Regions from separate parts of the Homo sapiens genome. Here region 1 is linked to region 2. Evidence: chromatin loops called from intact Hi-C (ENCODE). Cell type or tissue: B cell. All regions are shown on one strand. Each heading gives the region's core, and the rest is flanking DNA. Links, peaks and the distances in the headings are about the cores only.

Region 1 (8,000 bases), core at 1-8,000, 1.3 Mb after region 2:
AGGTTGAACGTTTGAAGCCAGGTCCCTGCATATCTCTCTTAAAAAAAAAAAAATGAGGTGTAAGGTCAGTTACTTGAGAATCTTTTACAAGTTTAACCGTGAGCCTTTGAAAGTACAGTTAGTAAAAAGAGTGCTTTTACTACTTAAGCTTTTTTTATGGAGCAAGCACAACAAAACAAAATTAATTTCACATGAAGTATTTTTACTTTGTGTTCCTTCTCTTGCTTCTAAATGCTCATTTCGAAGTGAAGATACAATTTTATATTCTGTTTTTTCTTTGAGTTAGTGTTAACAGTGTGATAATTTTATTACGTTACTACATAGTGTGTTATTTTTATTACAGTTGTTCCCCACCCCCCCGCCCCCGAGATGGAGCCTTGCTCTGTCGCCCAGGCTGGAGTGCGGTGGCGCAATCTTGGCTCACTGCAACTTCTCCCTCCCAGGTTCAAACAGTTCTCCTGCCTCAGCCCCCCGAGTAGCTGGGATTACAGGTGCGCGCCACCACGCCCGGCTAATTTTTGTATTTTTAGTAGAGGCGGGGTTTCACCATGTTGGCCAGGCTGGTCTCGAACTCCTGACCTCAGGTGATCTGCCCGCCTCAGCCACCCAAAGTGCTGGAATTACAGGCATGAGCCATCGTGCCCGGCCAACAGTTGATTTTTAAATTAGATTTCTTAGCTGGGTTGTTGAATGTAAGGTTGGTTTTATTTTCTTCTTAAAATTGGGATGGATATCTTTGTATATGTAGCTTTAAATGAAATTGTGTGTGTCATTTTAAATTTAGATCCTTCTGCGGATACATGGGACCTCTTCTCACCTTTAATATCATTATGGATAAACAGGTTTTACATTTATTTGGGCTTTGCTGTTAGCATTAGCCTTTGGATTTGTGTCCAGATTGTCATCAAGACGCAGGTAAGTGGAGTTATTTTTTTTTTAATGGAGTATTTAGGCATCAGATTTTATAGAGGATTTAAATACTAAAAGGAACCTTTAATTACTTTTGTGTTTGGTCTTTAGACATTTTAATGAAATGCCTAAAATAAATTTCTTCTCTAAGTTTTTGGAGACTAAGTTATCTTGGATTAAGTTCTTTACTTTTTCTTTGATAGGTGTGTCTCATTTTTAAGATACAGGAAGATTTTTGTAATGAAAAGTGAACCTTTTATATGAAAAACAAATTTGTTTTATACCTTTAAGGGTCAGTAGTCCTCTCTTTCCATTAATTAAGGATCAGAAAATAAGTTCCTACTATTATTCTACTAAAATACCTTATAGGATAAAAGTATGTAAAGTTTTTTCTTGGAGGGAAAGGAAATCATGAGCCTTAAAAATGTGGGTCCTGCCTATTAAAGGACCTTATTATACCAAGGGGCTAATATTTGAGGAATACAACCAGAAAGATTAAGAGAAAAATACAGTGTGTCAGATTAAGAGAAAAATAAAATGTGTCAGTATCTGTGCTAATTTTCATCCCTGCTGAAGTTGGGAAACGATTTAGACTTGATGGATTTTGTGTAATTATTTGTCTTCAAGGGCAAGAACTTACAGGAAAAATCTGTTCCAAAAGCAGCTCAGGATTTGATGACAAATGGTTATGTCTCCCTTCAAGAGAAAGACATCTTTGTGTCTGGAGTGAAGATTTTTTATGGTTCTCAGACTGGAACAGCGAAGGTAAGAAATTTATATGATGCTTTTCCTTTGGTTTCCTGACATTTTAAGAAAATCCCTTTAGCAGTGAACTTTAGCAGTGAACTGTCCTTTAGCAGTGAACTGAATTGGTCATCTAACCTTCTTTATTCTTTCTCCCAGCCTTTTCCCCTCAAATATTTTTCCATTCTGTGACGGTAGGCAGGTTTCATCTCCTGTGCCCAGTTAGAGCTGATTGGTGGTGTCTGATGGTCAGTGTCTTGAGGGGGCCTTTGTTCTGAAGTTTGCTTCTGCCTCAGCAGGCTAGAGAAAGTTGTGAGTCCATTATCGATGCCCATGGGTATGGAAGTAGGGAATAGGGAAAAAAGGATGGCACTAATAGTTCCAATATGGGCCTGACTTTCACATCACACATCTATGTTTATTTTTTATTTTGTTTTTTGAGACAGAGTCTCACTCTGTCACCCAGGCTGGAGTGCAGTGGCACGATCTCGGCTCACTGCAACCTCCACCTCCACCTCAAGCGATTCTCCTGCCTCAGCCTCCCGAGTAGCTGGGATTATAGGTGCCTGCTACCATGCCTGGCTAATTTTTGTATTTTTAGTAGAGATGGGTGTTTTGCCATGTTGGCTAGGCTGCTCTCAAACTCCTGGGCTCAGGTGATCCGCTTGCCTCGGCCTCCCAAAGTGCTGGGATTACAGGCGTGAGCCACTGCACCTGGCCTCACGTCACACATCTATGTAATGAAACTTGTTTTGATTTCTAATAGTGCTAAAAGTGTTAAAGGTAGACACTAAAGTAAATACAGCTGATATCTAGTTGAAAGATGCTTCCCATTCTCTCTCTTTTTTGCGGGGGAACAGTGTCTGGCTGTAGTGCCATCTAAGCTTCAGTTGCTTATCTGTGAAATGGTAAATTGCAGATGGTAATAGTATGGTTATCTCAGGGTCACTGTGAGGATTTAGTGATATTATCTGGCATGTACTTTGATTTCTCCTTTTTGCTTTTTTTTTTCTTTTTTTAAAGACAGGGTCTCTCTCTGTTGCCCAGGCTGGAGTGCAGTTGTGCCATCTTCGCTCACTGCAACCTCTGCCTCTCGGGCTCAAGGCATCCTCCCACCTCAGCCTCCTGAGTATCTGGGACTATAGGTGCATGCCACCATACCCAGCTAATTTTTGTACTTTTTGTAGAGATGGGGTTTTGCCATGTTGCCCAGGCTGGTCTTAAACTCTTGGGCTCAAGCAATCTGCCCGCCTCGGCCTCCTAAAGTGTTGGGATTACAGTCGTGAGCCACCGTGCCCAGTCCCATTCTCTAATTATATCTAGATGCTACCTGTTTCTGTGTTACAAGGTCACAGCTATTTTAAAAAAATTTATTTTATTTTTGAGATGGTATCTCACTCTGTCCCCCAGCCTGGAGTGCAGTGGTGTGATCTCGGCTCACCACAACCTCTGCCTCCTGGGTTCGAGCAATTCTCCTGCCTCAGCCTCCCTAGTAGCTGGGATTACAGGTGCCTGCCATCACATCTAGTTAATTTTTGTATTTTTAGTAGAGACGAGGTTTCACCATATTGGTCACACTGCTCTCAAACTCCTGACCTCAGATGAGCCACCCGCCTCAGCCTCCTAAAGTGCTGGGATTACAGGCGTGAGGCACCGCTCCCAGCCAAAAAATTTATTTAATTTTTTTGTAGAGACAAGATCTTGCAATCTTGTCCAGGCTGGTCTTGAATTCCTGGCTTCAAGATATTCACCCACCTTGGCCCTCAAAGTGCTGAGATGATAGGCATGAGCCACGAGGCCTAGCCAGGTCACAGCTAGTTAGTGCTTTCTAGGAAAAGATTTTAAGGAAGGCTAGCATGAAAATAAATTAGAGGAAAAATCAAGGTCTGTTACTTTTGTGGACTACTTCAGAGGGTTCTACTGCCCTCTTGTGGAAGTTGCGCAGAATAGTACTTCTTAGGTTTTCACTACTTGAGTGCAGATACTTTGCTTCATTTTACAGTCGAAGGTCAGTTGTTAAGTTAAACCTTAAGCAGTGGAGGTGGGAAACCTGAAAAAAAGCAAAAAGGTGTCTGAGCAGCCAAAGCAAAGTCCTTTTAATGTTACTTATAAAAAACCTTTTTCAGAGCCTCTTTATGCATGTTTTTACCTTTTTAAAAAAAATGATCAAAAAGATCAAACGAATACTTGCAGATGGTAACAAATCCAGGTGTACAGAAAGTTCATAATGAAATGTACTCTCCAGAAACCTTTTAACTATTTCTATTTTTAGTTCCTCTGATGCTTATGCTGTGTTTCGAGATTTATCAACATTACACAAAAGTTATTGGCTCTTTATATTAATTAGTTTATACAAACAGCCCTCAAGTCTCAGTGGCTTAATGTTGCTGTCCATATCATAGTTGATTTTGGGGTAGATAGCCATCTTCCATCTTAAAGCTGCGCCATCTGAATTTATTTTTATTTATTTTATTTTATTTATTTATTTTTTATTTATTTATTTTTTTGAGATGGAGCCTCGCTGTGTCGCCAGGCTGGAGTGCAGTGGCGCGATCTCGGCTCACTGCAACCTCTGCTTCCCGGGTTCAAGCGATTCTTCTGCCTCAGCCTCCTGAGTAGCAGGGACTATAGGCGCCCACCACTATGCCCAGCTAGTTTTTGTATTTTTAGTAGAGATGGGGTTTCACCACGGTGGTCAGACTGTTCTCGAACTCCTGACCTCATGATCTGCCCACCTTGGCCTCCCAAAGTGTTGGGATTACAGGCGTGAGCCACCGCGCCCAGCCTTTATTTTTATTTTTTAAGAGACAAGGTCTTGGCCTGGCGTGGTGGCTCATGCCTGTAATCTCAGCACTTTGGGAGGCCGAGGTGGGCAGACCACTTGAGGCCAGGAGTTCGAGACCAGCCTCGGCAACAAAGCAAAACCCCATTTCTACTAAAAATACAAAAAATTAGCTGGGCGTGGTGGTGCACGTCTGTAATTCCAGCTACTTGGGAAGCTGAGGCAGAAGAATTGCTTGAATCTGGGAGGTGGAGGTTGCAGTGAGCCTAGATTGCACCACTGCACTCCAGCCTGGGCAGCAGAGTGAGAACCTGTCTCAAACAAAAAAAAAAAAGGAAAGAAGAAAAAAAGAGATAGGGTCTTGCTCTGTTACCCAAGCTGGAGTGCAGTGGCATGATTTTAGTTCACTGCAGCCTCGACCTCTTGGGCTCCAGCGATTCTCCTGACCCACCCTCCTGGGTAGATGGGAATATGGGCTTGTGCCACCATGCTGGGCTAATTAAAAAAATTTTTTTTGTAGAGATGGGGTCTCCTTATGTTGCCCAGGCTGGTCTTGACTCCTGGCCTCAAGAGATCCTTCTGTCTAGGATTACAGGCATGAACCACTATGCCCAGCCCATCTCAATATTGGGCTAGGATTACAGGTGTGAGCCACTGTGCCCAGCCCATCTCAATATTTCTTCATTCTGCTGTTGGATTTGATTGATTCATATTTGGTCGTGTGTAGAAGACTATTAAAAACTTTTGCCTCAGAAGGCGTAGCTTCATTGTCTTCCAGCATGTTAGTATTGCTAATGAGAAAGCGAATTTGTAGATGACTTGATTATTTTGTTTCTGGAAGATTTTCGGATCATTTCTTTGTCCTTGATTTCTGGAAATTTTATGGGAAGGTGACTATTTGGATCTTTTTCAGCTATTGTTCTGTATACTTGAATTTTTTTTGTTTTGACGATTTGTATGCATTTTGACGATTTGTGTGCATTAGTTCTGTTAATATTTCTTGGATGAATTTTTTTTTCCCCTTTTCATTTCTTTTTTTCTGGGATTCCTGTGGGATGTTCTACCTTTTGGATCGTCTTCTGTGTCTCAGATCTTTTCTCTTATATTTTTTGTAACTTTTTCTTTTTCTTTTTCTTTTTTCTTTTTTTTTTTTTTTGAGACAGGGTCTTACTCTGTCACCCAGGCTGGAGTGCAGTGGCATTGGCCTCCCAAAGTGCTGGGATTTTTGTATTTTTAGTGGAGACGGGGTTTCTGCATGTTGGCCAGGCTGGTCTCAAACTCCTAGCCTCAAGTGATTCACCCGCCTCGGCCACTGAAAGTGTTAGGATTACAGGCTTGAGCCACGCGCCTGGCCCTAAATTTCTGTTTCTAATCTTAACTGTTTCTCTCAACTCCAGACTTTCATATCGAGTTACCTATCTTAGAGCATCATATGAATGTCTAGTAAGCATCTTAACATCAGTGTGCTCAAAACTGAACTCCCAATTTTCTGCCCAAGCCTGCTCTACTTGTAATCCTTACAATTTCAGTAAATGACAACTTTATCCTTCCAATTGCTTGGTCCAAAACACCTTTTGACTTCTTTTTATACAACCCATGTCCAGTCTGTCAGCAGATTCTGTTTGTTCTACTTTAAGAATAGATTCAGTTTCCAATCACTTCTTACCACCTTCACTGCTACTCCCCTGGTCCATGCCATTGTCAACCTAAATACCATAGAGAGGCTCTCCAAAAGAAAAGATGTTTGTTTGGGAATAGCACGTACATTGCAATGGGGATACAATTGCCATAGTAAACTGCATGTATTCAGGGAAGTAAAGGAAGGCAAAGATTTGTAAGGGAAAAAATGAGGATTACAGAATTGTTTTGAAATAATTATTCTTGCCTACAAAGGTTAATAACAAAGGTGACACAATCCAAGGTTGGACATGAAGTTGCTGGGCAGATGTCCTTGCAGTAGTATTTTTTGTGTAAGGTTGCACTGGTCTTTGTGCAAGGTTGTATTTTTTGTAGAATCTTTCTCATTGTCAGGAATTTGAGTGTGAGGCCAGGTGTGGTGGCTCATGCCTGTAATCCCAGCAGTTTAGGAGGCTGAGGCAGGTGGGTCACTTGAGGTCAGGAGTTTGAGATTAGCCTGGCCAACATGGCAAAACCCCATTTGTACTAAAAAATACAAAAATTAGCCTGGTGTGGTGGCACATGCCTGTAATCCCAGCTACACGGGAGGCTAAGGCATGAGAATCACTTGAACCCGGGAGGCAGAGGTTGCAGTGAGCCAAGATGGCGCCACTGCACTCCAGTCTGGGGGACAGAGTGAAACCTTGTCTCAAAAAAAACAAAAAACAAAAAACAAAAAAAACAATCTAAGTGTGCGAATTCTTTGTCTTCCCTAGCTCTTATTGTCAGGGATATTTTAACATAAGTAACTCCATGTTGTTGATTCTGACAGCTTTGACACTGCCATGATATTTTGTCTGGATTAGGACAGTCATCTCACCATTGATTTCTGCTATAATTTGTTGTTTGTTCCCCCAAAACTGATGTTGAAATTTGATCCCTCGTGTTGGTGATGGGCCTAATGGGAGGTGTTTGGGTCCTGGGGGCAGATCCCTCCTGAATAGATGAATCCCTGGGGGAGGGGTGAGTGAGTTCTTGCTGTCTTAGTTCCCAAGAGAGCTTGTTGGTAAGAAGAGCCTGGAACCTCTCCTGCACTCTTGTTTCCTCTCTTGCTATGTGATCTTTGTGCTCGCCAGCTCCCTTTCACTTCTACTCTGCCAGGAGTAGAAGCAGCCTGGAGCCCTCACCAGATGTAGTTGTCCAATCTTGAACTTTTTCAGATATCAGAATTGTGAACCAAATAAACCTTTTTATGGTGGCCCATAACAATTTTTCCTTTACATAGTTAGCACTTCCTTAAGGACCTCTTGTAAGGCAGGTCTGGTTGTAATAAATTCCCTTAGCATTTGTTTGCCTGAAAGGATCTTGTTTCTCCTTCGCTTATGAAGCTTAATTTGGCTGGATATGAAATTCTTGGTTGAAATTTCTTGTTTTCTTTTTTGAGACAGAGTCTTTCTCTGTCACCCAGGCTGGAGTGCAGTGGTGCGATCTCAGCTCACTGCAACCTTTGCCTCCCGAGTTCAAGTGATTCTCCTGCCTCAGCCTCCCGAGTAGCTGGGACTACAGGTGTGCGCCACCACATCTGGCTGATTTTTGCATTTTTAGTAGAGATGGGGTTTCACCATGTTGGTCAGGCTGGTCTCCAACTCCTGACCTCAGGTGATCCACCCATCTTGGCCTCCCAAAGTGCTGGGATTACAGATGTGAGCCACCATGCCCTGCTTGAAATTTCTTTTCTTTAAGAATGCTCAATATAGGCCCCAATCTCTTCTGGATTGTAGGGTTTCTGCTGAAAGGTCCACTGTTACCCTGATGGGATTCCCTATGTAGCTGACCTGCCCCTTCTCTCTAGCTGCCTTTAACATTTTTTCTTTCATTTCGACTGGAGAATCTGATGATTTTGTGTCTTGGGGATGGCCATCTTACGTAATATCTCACTGGGGTTCTC
Region 2 (11,064 bases), core at 1,250-9,249:
GTTTCAGGCAAAAATTATTGATGGGCTGGGTACAGTGGCTCAAGCCTGTAACCCCAGCAATTTGGGAGGCTGAGGCAGGAGGACTGCTTGAGCCCAGGAGTTTGAAACTCACCCAGGCAACAAAGCATGACATCTCTACACACACACACACACACACACACACACACACACACACACACACACACACGTTTTAAATTAGCCAGGCATAGTGATGCAAGCCTGTAGTCTCAGCTACTCAGGAGGCTGAGATAGGAGGCTGAGCCCAGGAGGTTGAGGCTGCAGTAAGCTGTGTGATTGCACTACTGCACTCCAGCCTGGGCAACAGAGTGAGACGCTGCCTCAAAAAAAAAAAAAAAAATCATCGATGGATGCTTAAATTAGTAGGCACTGTTATGATGAAAAACAGAACAGTCACATATTTTCCCACAAGATGCTTATTAAATACAAAGAAAAAATAACAACTTTATAGTAGAGCAATCTAGCAAACATTAACCAAGTGAACAAAGTTAACATCACCAGGAATGGGAAAAACTGCTGACATCATGTGACTCTTCCTACGATGCCTTGAAATGACACATAATTTCTCTGGCGTTCTTGCCAAATATGAATAACCTGCATTTTTTTTTTTTTTTGAGACAGAATCTCAGTCTGTTGCCCAGGCTGGAGTGCAGTGGTGCGATCTTTGCTCACTGCAACCTCCACCTCTTGGGTTCAAGTGATTCTTCTGCCTCAGCCTCCTGAGTAGCTGGGATTACAGGCACGTGCCATCAGGCCCAGCTAATTTTTTCTATTTTTAGTAGAGATGGGGTTTCACCATGTTTGCCAGGATGGTCTCGATCTCTTGATCATGTGATCCGCCTGCCTTGGCCTTCCCAAAGTCCTGGGATTACAGGCGTGAGCCACCGTGACCGGCCGTAACCTGCATTTAAACATAAGGAAACATGAGGCCAGGCGCAGCGGCTCATGCCTGTAATCCCAGCACTTTGGGAGGCCAAGGCAGGCGGATCACCTGAGGTCAGTAGTTCCAGACCAGTCTGGCCAACATAGTGAAACCCCATCTCTACTAAAAATACAAAAATTAGCCAGGAATGGTGGCAGGTGCCTGTAATCCCAGGTACTCTGGAGGCTGAGGCAGGAGAATCACGTGAACCCGGGAGGTGGAGGCTGCAGTGAGCGGAGATCGCACAACTGCACTCCAGCCTGGGCAAAAGGGCGAGACTCTGTCTCAAAAAAATTTTTTAAAAAATCATAAGGAGGCCAGGCACGGTGGCTCAAGCCTGTAATCCCAGCACTTTGGGAGGCCAAGGCGGGCAGATCACGAGGTCAGGAGATCCAGACCATCCTGGCTAACATGGTGAAACCCTGTCTCTACTAAAAAAAATACAAAAAAATTAGCTGGGCGTGGTGGCGGGCGCCTGTAGTCCCAGCTACTCAGGAGGCTGAGGCAGGAGAATGGCATGAACCGAGGAGGTGGAGCTTGCAGTGAGCCGAGATCGTGCCACTGCACTCCAGGTTGCGCGACGGAGCAAGACTCTGTCTCAACAAAAAAAAAAAAAAAAAAAAAAAAATAAGGAAATATCAAATAACCCTAAAGTAAGGGACATTCTGTAAAATAACTGGCCAGTACTAAAAGCAATGCCAAGATCATTAAAGACTGAAAAACTGCAGAACTGTTTCAGACTGAAGGACATGACAACTAAATGCGAAGCGTAATTCTGGATAAATAGACTCCTGGGCCAGAGATAGATCATGATATAATTAGCAAAATTTGAAAGCCATCTATAGATTGGATCATGCGTCAATGTTAATTTCTTATTCTGGGGTTAAATATGATGTTTACATTTGGGGGATCTGTGTGTAGAGTATGGCAATTCTTCTTACTGTTTTTTACAAATTCTTTTTATTTTTAATTTTGAGACAGGGTCTCACTCTGTCGCCCAGGCTAGGAGTGCAGTGCTGCGATTTTGGCTCACTGCAACCTCTGCCTACCGGGTTCAAGCAATTCTGCCTCAGCCACCTAAGTAGCTGGGATTACAGGTGTGCGCCACCACACCAGGCTTTTTTTTTTTTTTTTTTTGCTTTAAGTTCAGAGATACATGTGCAGAATATGCAGTTTTGTTACATAGGTATACACATGCCATGGTGATTTGCTGCACCCATCAACCCATCCTCTAGGTTTTAAACCCCGCTTGCATTAGGTATTTGTCCTAATGCTCTCCCTCCCCTTGATCCCCACCCCCTGACAGGCCCCAGTGTGTGATGTTCCCCTCCCAGTATAGACCCATAGGGAATGTTTCAAAAGTGAGAACTTCTTATACATGTTATTTAAAATGTTTTTCCCCCTATCAATAACTCCTATTTATGTATTTAATATACTTCCATTATGTCACCTTGGCAACAAGTCTCGCTCTTGTCGCCCAGGCTGGAGTGCAATGGCGTGATCTTGGCTCACTGCAACCTCCAACTCCCGGGCTCAAGTGATTCTCCTGCCTCAGCCTCCTGAGTAGCTGGGATTACAGGTGGCCGCCACCATGCCTGGCTAATTTTTGTATTTTCAGTAGAGACAGGTTTCACCACGTTGGCCAGGCTGGTCTGGAACTCCTGACCTCAGGTGACCCACCCACCTCAGCCTCCCAAAGTGCTGGGATTATAGGTGTGAACCACCATGCCCAGCTTTTTTTTTTTTTTTTTTTTTTTTTTTTTTTTTTTTGAGAAAGAGTCTCGCTCTGTCACCCAGGCTGGAGTGCAGAAACATGATCTTGGCTCACTGCAACCTCTGTCTCCAGAATTCAAACGATTCTCCTGCCTCAGCCTCCCAAGTAGCTGGGATTACAGGCGTGCGCCACCACACCCAGCTAACTTTTTATATTTTTGGTAGAGACGAGGTTTCACCATGTTGGCCAGGCTGGTCTTGAACTCCTGACCTCAAATCAAATCATCTGCCTGCCTCAGCCTCGCAAAGTGCTGGGATTACAGATGTGAGCCACTGGGCCCGGCCTTTTTTTTTTTTTTTTTGAGACACAGTCTAGCTCTGTCACCCAGGCTAGAGTGCAGTGGCATGATCTTGGCTCACTGCAACCTCTCCTTCCCAAGTTCATGCAATTCTCATGCCTCAGCCTCCGAGTAGCTTGGATCACAGATGCACACCACCATGCCAGGCTAATTTTTGTATTTTTACAGAGACAGTGTTTCACCTTGTTGGTCTTGCTAATGTTTGTATTTTTACAGAGACAGGGTTTCACCATGTTGGCCAGGATGATCTTGACCTCCTGACCTCAAGTGATCCGCCGGCCTTGGCCTCCCCAAGTGCTGGGATTACAAGTGTGGGCCACCACGACTGGTCTCCTCATAACATTTTTAACAGCAGTTATAATAAATCTGCATGCACACCATGTAATGCCTATGGAACTAATAACTAGTCTTCTATTGTGCAGTGCTTCTAGTCACATATATAGATGTTTTTGTGATTCTCAAATACACAAATCCTCCTAAAAGCATCATATACCGATATTCACTGCAGCCTGAATAGCAGATTGGGAACAACTTAAACATCAGTCAGTAGGTGACTGGTTAGTTGTATCATTCTTTTTGAGACAGGCTGCAGTGCAGTGGCAATATCATAGCTGACATAGCTGACTGCAACCTCCGCCTCCTAGATTCTGGCGATCCTCCCACCTCAGCCTCTCGAGTAGCTGGGACCATGGGCATGCACCACCACGCCCGGCTAATTTTTGTACTTTCTGTATAGATGGGGTCTCACTACATTGCCCAGGCTGGTCTTGAACTCCTAGGCACAAGTGATCCACCTGCCTCGGCCTCCCAAAGTGTCGGGATTACAGTCGTGAGCCACCGTGCCCCGGCTCCTAGTTGTGTAATTCTTACGAAGAACATCACGCAGCTGTTAATGAGGACTTCCCATTAGTCTTGATATGGCACACTCTCCAAGACATTTAAAGTATAACACACCCTACAGTGTGTATTAGGAATTGCCATTTGTGTGGGGAAATGATTATATTTACATATAAGTTTATAAATTCAGAAAGCATTCCGAAAATTCATCGAGTATCCGGGGTAACTGTGCTTGTCTCTAGTGTTGAACTAGTGGCGGGAGGAAGATTTAATTTCCACCACATGCCCTTTGGTGCCTTTTGAATTCAGAACAATTTCCGTTATCTATTAAAAATAAAATACTGGCCGGGCACGGTGGCTCATGCCTGTAATCCCAGCACTTTGGGAGGCCGAGACGGGAGGATCACTTGAGCTCAGCAGTATCACTTGAGCTCAGGAATTTGAGACCACCCTGGGCAACATGGTGAGGCCGTGTGTCTATAAAAAGAAAAAATGAAGTAAAATATCACGTGTAACTGAATCCCTGGAATTTGGCGGGCACCGGATACTGTAAACAATTGTGGAGCTCTTTGGAAATTTACCTTAAAAGGGAGTCCTCTCAAAGGCTGGACACCATCACTCTACAAGGGTGAGTTTTCAAATCTACCATAGAAGCCTAGGGCCTCAGCAGCATCCTGAGTCCTAATGACGGACAGGTTATGACTCAACTCCCATCGCACCAGTCCTGCAGCTTTCTAAAGGCATCCAGCACTTTCTACCTTGCATTCTATCTTCATCTTCGTTAGTCCTTACAGCACCGCATGATTCCGGCGGAGGGTGCTTATCAGACTAGCCTGTGTGTCCCCACGGCACCTACAGCACCGTCAAGCACAGGGTCCAGAAAGCTCCAATGAAAGTCGTGAAAGCAGCAAGGGAAGGAGACTGAGGAGCAAACCGCGCGAGTAGGGGCAGGAGGAGGCCCACCCTACGCCCTGTCCGGCGCGGGGCATAAGCCCTGCCTGCATCCTGAGATCCCGGGTCCGCAAACTTGGGCCCCACTGAGCAGCAACGCCAGAACCCAGAAGCACTTACTGCCAGGAACAGGGTACTCCAGTGCGCCATAGCGTCGCGGCCGCTGGGCGAGGGGTGGGACTGCAGGCACCGTGCAGCCGCGGACCAATGAGCGGGGGCCGGACAGCCCGTGGCCCAATAGCGGCGGCGCGGGCACGCTAGGGGCGGGCTGGGCGCGCCGACTTTTCCGGAAGATCCGGATAGTGCATCCCGGCCACGGCGCGCCTGCTCTGGGCTCTCCGCGTGCCGCGTCGCTTTCTTTTCTTCCTCTGGAGCAGTTATGGCGGCGGCGAAGACCCTGAACCCCAAGGCCAAGGTGGCCGGAGCGCAGGCGGCGCTGGCGTTCAACATTAGCGGGGCGCGGGGTCTGCAGGACGTGCTGAGGACCAACCTGGGGCCCAAAGGGACCATAAAGATGTAAGGTGGGGCTGGCGGGAGGGCTGGGTGGGCACCGCGCGCCGCTGCGCACCTGGCGGGCCCAAGACCGCAGATGGGAGCCCGCTGCCTCGGGGCTCCGCAGCCACCCTTCCTCGCGTCCTCCCGGGCCGGTCCTGTTCCCTGCTAAGCCCCACCGTTGCGTCCATTTCTTCCTGCGTCGATGCCGTCTCCATGGAGAAAAAAGCGGCTCTAGTGTGCGGCGTTCCCCGCCTTCTTGGGCTTCCAGACACCCTGAGGACTCTGCACAATCTCTGCGGGGACGGGGTGGGCACTACACTTGTCCTCCAGCCTGCGGGAGATAACTAGCTCCATATTCTCGGCTCCCTAAGATCGGGGAAAAGCCCGTTTTCTAATGGGACTTTTTAATTTAGTTTTCGTTGATAACTAGCTCCATATCCCTGGCTCCCTGAGATCTGGGAAAAGTCCTTTTTTGTTGTTTGTTTTGGTTTTTTGTTGTTTTTTTTTTTGAGACAGAGTCTCGCTCTGTCACCCAGGCTAGAGTGCAGTGGCGCGATCTCGGCTCACTGCAAGCTCCGCCTCCCGGGTTCATGTCTTTCTCCTGCCTCAGTCTCACGAGTAGCTGGGACTACAGGCGCCCGTCACCACGCCCAGCTTGCTTTATTTATTTATTTATTTATTTATTTTGTATTTTTAGTAGAGATGGGGTTTCACCGTGTTAGCCAGGATGGTCTCGATATCCTGACCTCGAGATCCACCCGCCTCGGCCTCCCAAAGTGCTGGGATTACAGGCGTGAGCCACCGCACCCGGCTGGAAAAGCCCATTTTCTAATGGGACTTTTTAATTTAGTTTTCGTTTTAATTTCGTTTTTGTCACAATTTGATTGATTTCTGTCCCTTAAACAGTCTTGTTTCTGGCGCTGGAGACATCAAGCTTACTAAAGACACAGGAGTTGACGATCAGCCCTGGCCAACATGGTGAAACTCAGTCTCTACTAAAAATACAAAAATTAGCCGGGCACGGTCCTGCACAGTGCGCTGCTTCACGAAATGGTGAGAGGTGCTCTGCTAGGTCAGAAATGTCTTGATTTTCCGTAGAACTTTTGCTTTGTAGAAAGATTTGCAATGTCCATTCTCAAGGTAGGAGAACATTCAGAAGTGACATGTAACAGTGACAGTAATAGTACTGACTGTGCCTGGAGTCTGACAGCCCTGTCTTTGAATCCCTGCTTTTTTGCCATTCACAGTCTGGGCTAAAGGACTGTAATTGTACATTAATTATAATAAAATTTGAAAAATTAAGGGTGGTTGACACAATCACATGGGCAAAATGCATGAGGATGGTTTTTCTCTTTATGGGTTTTTTTTTTTTTTTTTTTTAAGACAGAATCTCACTCTGTCGCCCAGCCTGGAGTCCAGTGGTTCACTGCAACCTCCGCCTCCTGGGTTCAAGTGATTCTCCTGTCTCAGCCTCCCAAGTAGCTGGGATTACAGGCTTGCTCCACCATGCCCAGCTAATTTTTGTATTTTTTGTAGAGATGGTATTTCACCATGTTGGCCAGGCCGGTCTTGAACTCATGACTTCAGGTGATCCGCCTGAGTCAGCCTCCCAAAGTGCTGGGATTACCAGGCGTGAGCCACAGCATCTGGCCGGTTTTTCTCTTTTTAAAACAGCAATTTCTCTGTTATGTCTCATCTCCATCTCCAACTGGAGGGGAGAGAAATCTCTTTGCTTTAACATTTTTAAAGTCTTAGGGATGGAGAATATGAGATTATTGAAGGGAGTATGCGTTTTACTCATCCCTAAATTCCCAAAACTTAACAGTTCAAATCCAAGAAAGGGAAATGATTTCCTGCTGATTTGAGTTCAGAATAATCAGGGTTTTGCTAGTAGTATACCATGCTATCAACATCCAGATGAAATATCTTTAATAAAGACTTGCTAATCTAGGAGGTGTTTTTGTTTTTACTGGGTTCAGTGGTGGCTCGTGTTAGCAGAAAAGTGGAGCCACGGTTAAACTTGACGTCAGAATTGTTTTGGGGCCGGGTGCAGTGGCTCATTCTTGTAATCTCAGCACTTTGGAAGGCCGAGGTAGGTGGATCACTTGAGGCCAGGAGTTCACGATCAGCCCTGGCCAACATGGTGAAACTCCGTCTCTACTGAAAATACAAAAATTAGCCAGGCATGGTTCTGTACGCCTGTAGTCCCAGCTACTCCAGAGGCTGAGGCAGGAGAATCGATTGCTTGAACCTGGGAGGCTGAGGTTTCAGTGAGCCAAGATTGTGCCACTGCACTCTCCAGCCTAGGTGACAGAGTGAGACTGTCACCAAAAAAAAAAAAAAATTTATTTGGGTTTTAGTGTGTGAGAAATACAGCATAAGTAGAGAGAAGCACGTAGAACATTTACAATTTAGGAAATAATTATAAAGTGGACACACACAACCACTATTGTAGTTAAGAAATAAATTGTTGCTACCACCTCAGAAGTCCCCTCCCACTGGAACTTCTCTCCAATCTCCAGAAGTCTGTTTTTCAGTTTTCTTTGAAAAAATTACAAACCTACGAAAATAATGATTATATTGTGTGTGCCCTTTACCTAGATTCACCAATTGTTTACATGTTGCTCCATTTCTTTTCTATTTTTCCTCTGAATCATTTGAAGGTAAGCTGCAGACATGTCATTTTACCTTTAAAATACAATTTTTTTCCGCTTTTTTTTTTTTTTAAGAGATAGGATTTTGCCATGTAGCCCAGGCTGGTTTCGAATTCCTGAGTTCAAGGGATCCATCTGCTGTGGCCTCCCAAAGTGCTGGGATTACAGGCATGAGCTAACGCACCTGACCTTTCCTTTTAAATTACTTGGCCATTGCAGAGTAACAGTGGAGGCTGCTGAGCTTTCATTTTAGGAGATACCTGGCTTATTCTCGTAGAGCCCTACACTTGCCTAAAGAGGCAAGGATGTAAAATTATCCGTTACTGTTAACTGTTAGCTGTCATCTTGCGTAAACTTTCACTGAGCCTCAAGCTTCCTCATCTGTAAAGTAGAGATAACCTGGGAAATAAATTACACATGAAAATGTTTCCATCATTATAATTGCATGCGCATGATAGCAAATTGTGACTTTTTAATCTTAGTAATTTGTAGCCAAACACTTGGGTAGCTTTTTCAAGTAGATAGTACTTAAAGAGGCCCTTCATGCATTTTATTTGTGGTATTTTTAGACTGTTTCATATTGTTTTAAGTGATTCGTTCTTTTTCTACTTTCAGCAAATTCAACACCCAACAGCTTCCTTAATAGCAAAGGTAGCAACAGCCCAGGATGATATAACTGGTGATGGTACGACTTCCAATGTCCTAATCATTGGAGAGCTGCTGAAACAGGCAGATCTCTACATTTCTGAAGTATGCACAACTTTTTTTTGTTTTGTTTTTTTGAGATGGGATTTCACTCTTGTTGCCCAGGCTGGGGTGCAATGGCATCTCGGCTCACTGCAACGTCTGTCTCCTGGGTTCAAGCAATTCCCAGCCTCAGCCTCCTCAGTAGCTAGGATTACAGGCATGCGCCACCACGCCCGGCTAATTTTGTATTTGTCGCAGAGACGGGGTTTCTCCACGTTGGTCAGGCTGGTCTCCAACTCCTGACCTCAGGTGATCCACCCATCTTGGCCTCCCAAAGTGCTAGGATTAAAGGCGTGAGCCACCGCGCCCGGCACACAACTCTTGTTTCTGTAATATATTATTGTATATAGGACGTGTCAGATACTTATTTATACAAATTGATGTGTTAATACTAGCGGAGGCCATACAGTAGGATTAGGGGGCTTAAATCTGGGTCTTTGTCTTGGTCTAAAACAAATTTGTTGTGAGCTTGGACAGGTTATGGAACCTTTTTTGGCCTGAAAATAATTTTGTAATCAAGTTGAATTGCCTATGTGATTTGTATCTGTCTTTAGATTAATAATTGAGATTTTAAAATGGGATGTTTAGGACTAGGCATATTTATTTGTTAGGAAAGAGACAACCAAAAGCTTACATTTAGATAAATTCCACTTTTTTAGCCCTGACTAGTTCCAAGGTTTAAAACAAACCTCAGTGACTACGAATCTATTGTCAGAATTTTCGGGTAAAAGAGAGCAGATAGTCTTTATTTATTTTTATTAGTAAATGATGGAATTAGTTTGAGATTACCTATAGAAAAGATAGAATAATGCTACCATCTGTGAGTTGTTGGGACACAGTGTCGGTTTTGACATGATTCGGAGTGGTTTGCACAGTGAACACCCAAGTGTGCTTTATAGTTCCCTTGGCTTTGACCCTGTGCTAGAGCATTGCCTGCTCTTCTCCTCTGCATTAAAAGGAATATTTATCCTTTTAAATGTATTCAGAAAGCCAGCACATTATATTACCTCGTGTTCAAAGATAGGATGATCAGAGTATCCCTCCAAGAATTGTCTGAACTTTATCATGAACTATAGTTGCACCTAATTGAAGATGCAAGTGTTATTGTGTGTTTATTGTAGGGCCTTCATCCCAGAATAATCACTGAAGGATTTGAAGCTGTGAAGGAAAAGCCCTTCATTTTTTGGAAGAAGTCAAAGTAAGCAGAGAGATGGACAAGGAAACACTTAAAGATGTGGCCAGGGCATCTCTTTGTACTAAAGTTCATGCTGAACTTGCAGATGTCTTAACAGAGGTATGTATTAAATTTTGTCTGTGTCTGGTATGGTACACCTATGTAGAAAATCTCTGATAGTAGAAACATGAATATAATTACCAATTTCAATCACAAGGTGCTATGTAGGTTCATTTTTGTGGCAGTGATACCTAATCTGTGTCTCTAAAAAGTAAAATGAGGAAATTCAAATAATAGTATACCTAACCGGGTTTTAAAAGTAAAATTGGAGCTTTCATTAAAAGGTTTATAAAGTGGAGATTTTGTTATTAGAAAGCTTCCAGTTATCAGTATTTTTAATGAAACACCAGGAGGAATGTTAATGTTAAGGAATGTTAATGTTTGAGAATTACAGATTGAGATTTCAGAAATGTAACAGCTGTTCATATATAATGTATTCTATCTGCTTATAGAAAAATACAAATCAGTGTAGAGATTGTAAAATGAAGAAACTGTCTACTTTAGCCTTCTGAAAAGCAACATGTTTCTGCTGCTGCAAATTGAATTTACTTAATGGTTATCCTTCTCCTATTGCAGGCTGTAGTGGGCTCCATTTTGGCCATTAAAAGAAAAGATGAACCTATTGATCTCTTCATGATTTTGTGATCATTGACAAGAAACATAAATCTGAAACTGATACAAGGTAGGTGGTAGAAGACTATGAAATACTAATGGTCGGGCCTGGTGGCTCAGGCATGTAATCCCAGCACTTTGGGAAGCCGAGGTGGGTAGATCACCTGAGGTCAGGAGTTCGAGACCACCCTGGCCAACATGGGGAAACCCCGTCTCTACTAAAATTACAAAAATTAGCCAGGCATGGTGGCGGGCTCATGTAATCCCAGCTACTTGGGAGGCTGAGGCAGAAGAATTGCTTGAAACTGGGAGGCGGAGGTTGCAGTGAGCCAAGACCACACCATTGCACTCCAGCCTGGGTGATAAGAGCAAAACTCCATCTCAAAAAAAAAAAAAAAAGAAACTAATAAAGTGTGTTTTGAAATTTAGGGGTGCTTTGTACAATATATATTGTTGGCAAAATTTTTAATATATTTGGATATAAAATATTGTATATTTACCTGAAGATATCAGTTGGATAAA

The links. A loop is a pair of places that touch in the nucleus more often than their neighbours do. Peaks named below come from ENCODE experiments on the same cell type or tissue, not always from the same donor. Only the 100,000 strongest peaks of a DNase experiment are listed, where the experiment ranks them.
Region 1: a loop joins it to region 2, with 9 times the contacts of the local background. A loop is called at or near these places in 4 of 110 quality-filtered maps.

What each region holds. Positions count from the first base shown.
Region 1 is chr7:66,997,281-67,005,280 of GRCh38, forward strand. TYW1 (tRNA-yW synthesizing protein 1 homolog) reads left to right here. Exons shown (of 16, transcript NM_018264.4): 2 at 785-915; 3 at 1,537-1,674. Among named protein-coding and RNA genes, the nearest start is that of TYW1, 4.4 kb to the left of the region's middle. In B cell, for the core only: CTCF peaks have their summits at 3,527 and 3,747; a DNase peak (open chromatin) is centred at 3,519; H3K4me3 peaks cover 328 bases; H3K27ac peaks cover 187 bases.
Region 2 is chr7:65,745,963-65,757,026 of GRCh38, forward strand. The region is part of intron 2 of LINC03006 (long intergenic non-protein coding RNA 3006); the gene reads right to left. SNORA22 (small nucleolar RNA, H/ACA box 22) reads left to right here and starts at 9,564; the gene lies at 9,564-9,697. It also overlaps the pseudogene CCT6P1. RefSeq lists enhancers at 4,515-4,624, 4,655-4,924, 5,285-5,354 and a silencer at 4,945-5,164. In B cell, for the core only: no CTCF peak of the experiment used is centred there; a DNase peak (open chromatin) is centred at 5,039; H3K4me3 peaks cover 2,090 bases; H3K27ac peaks cover 1,369 bases.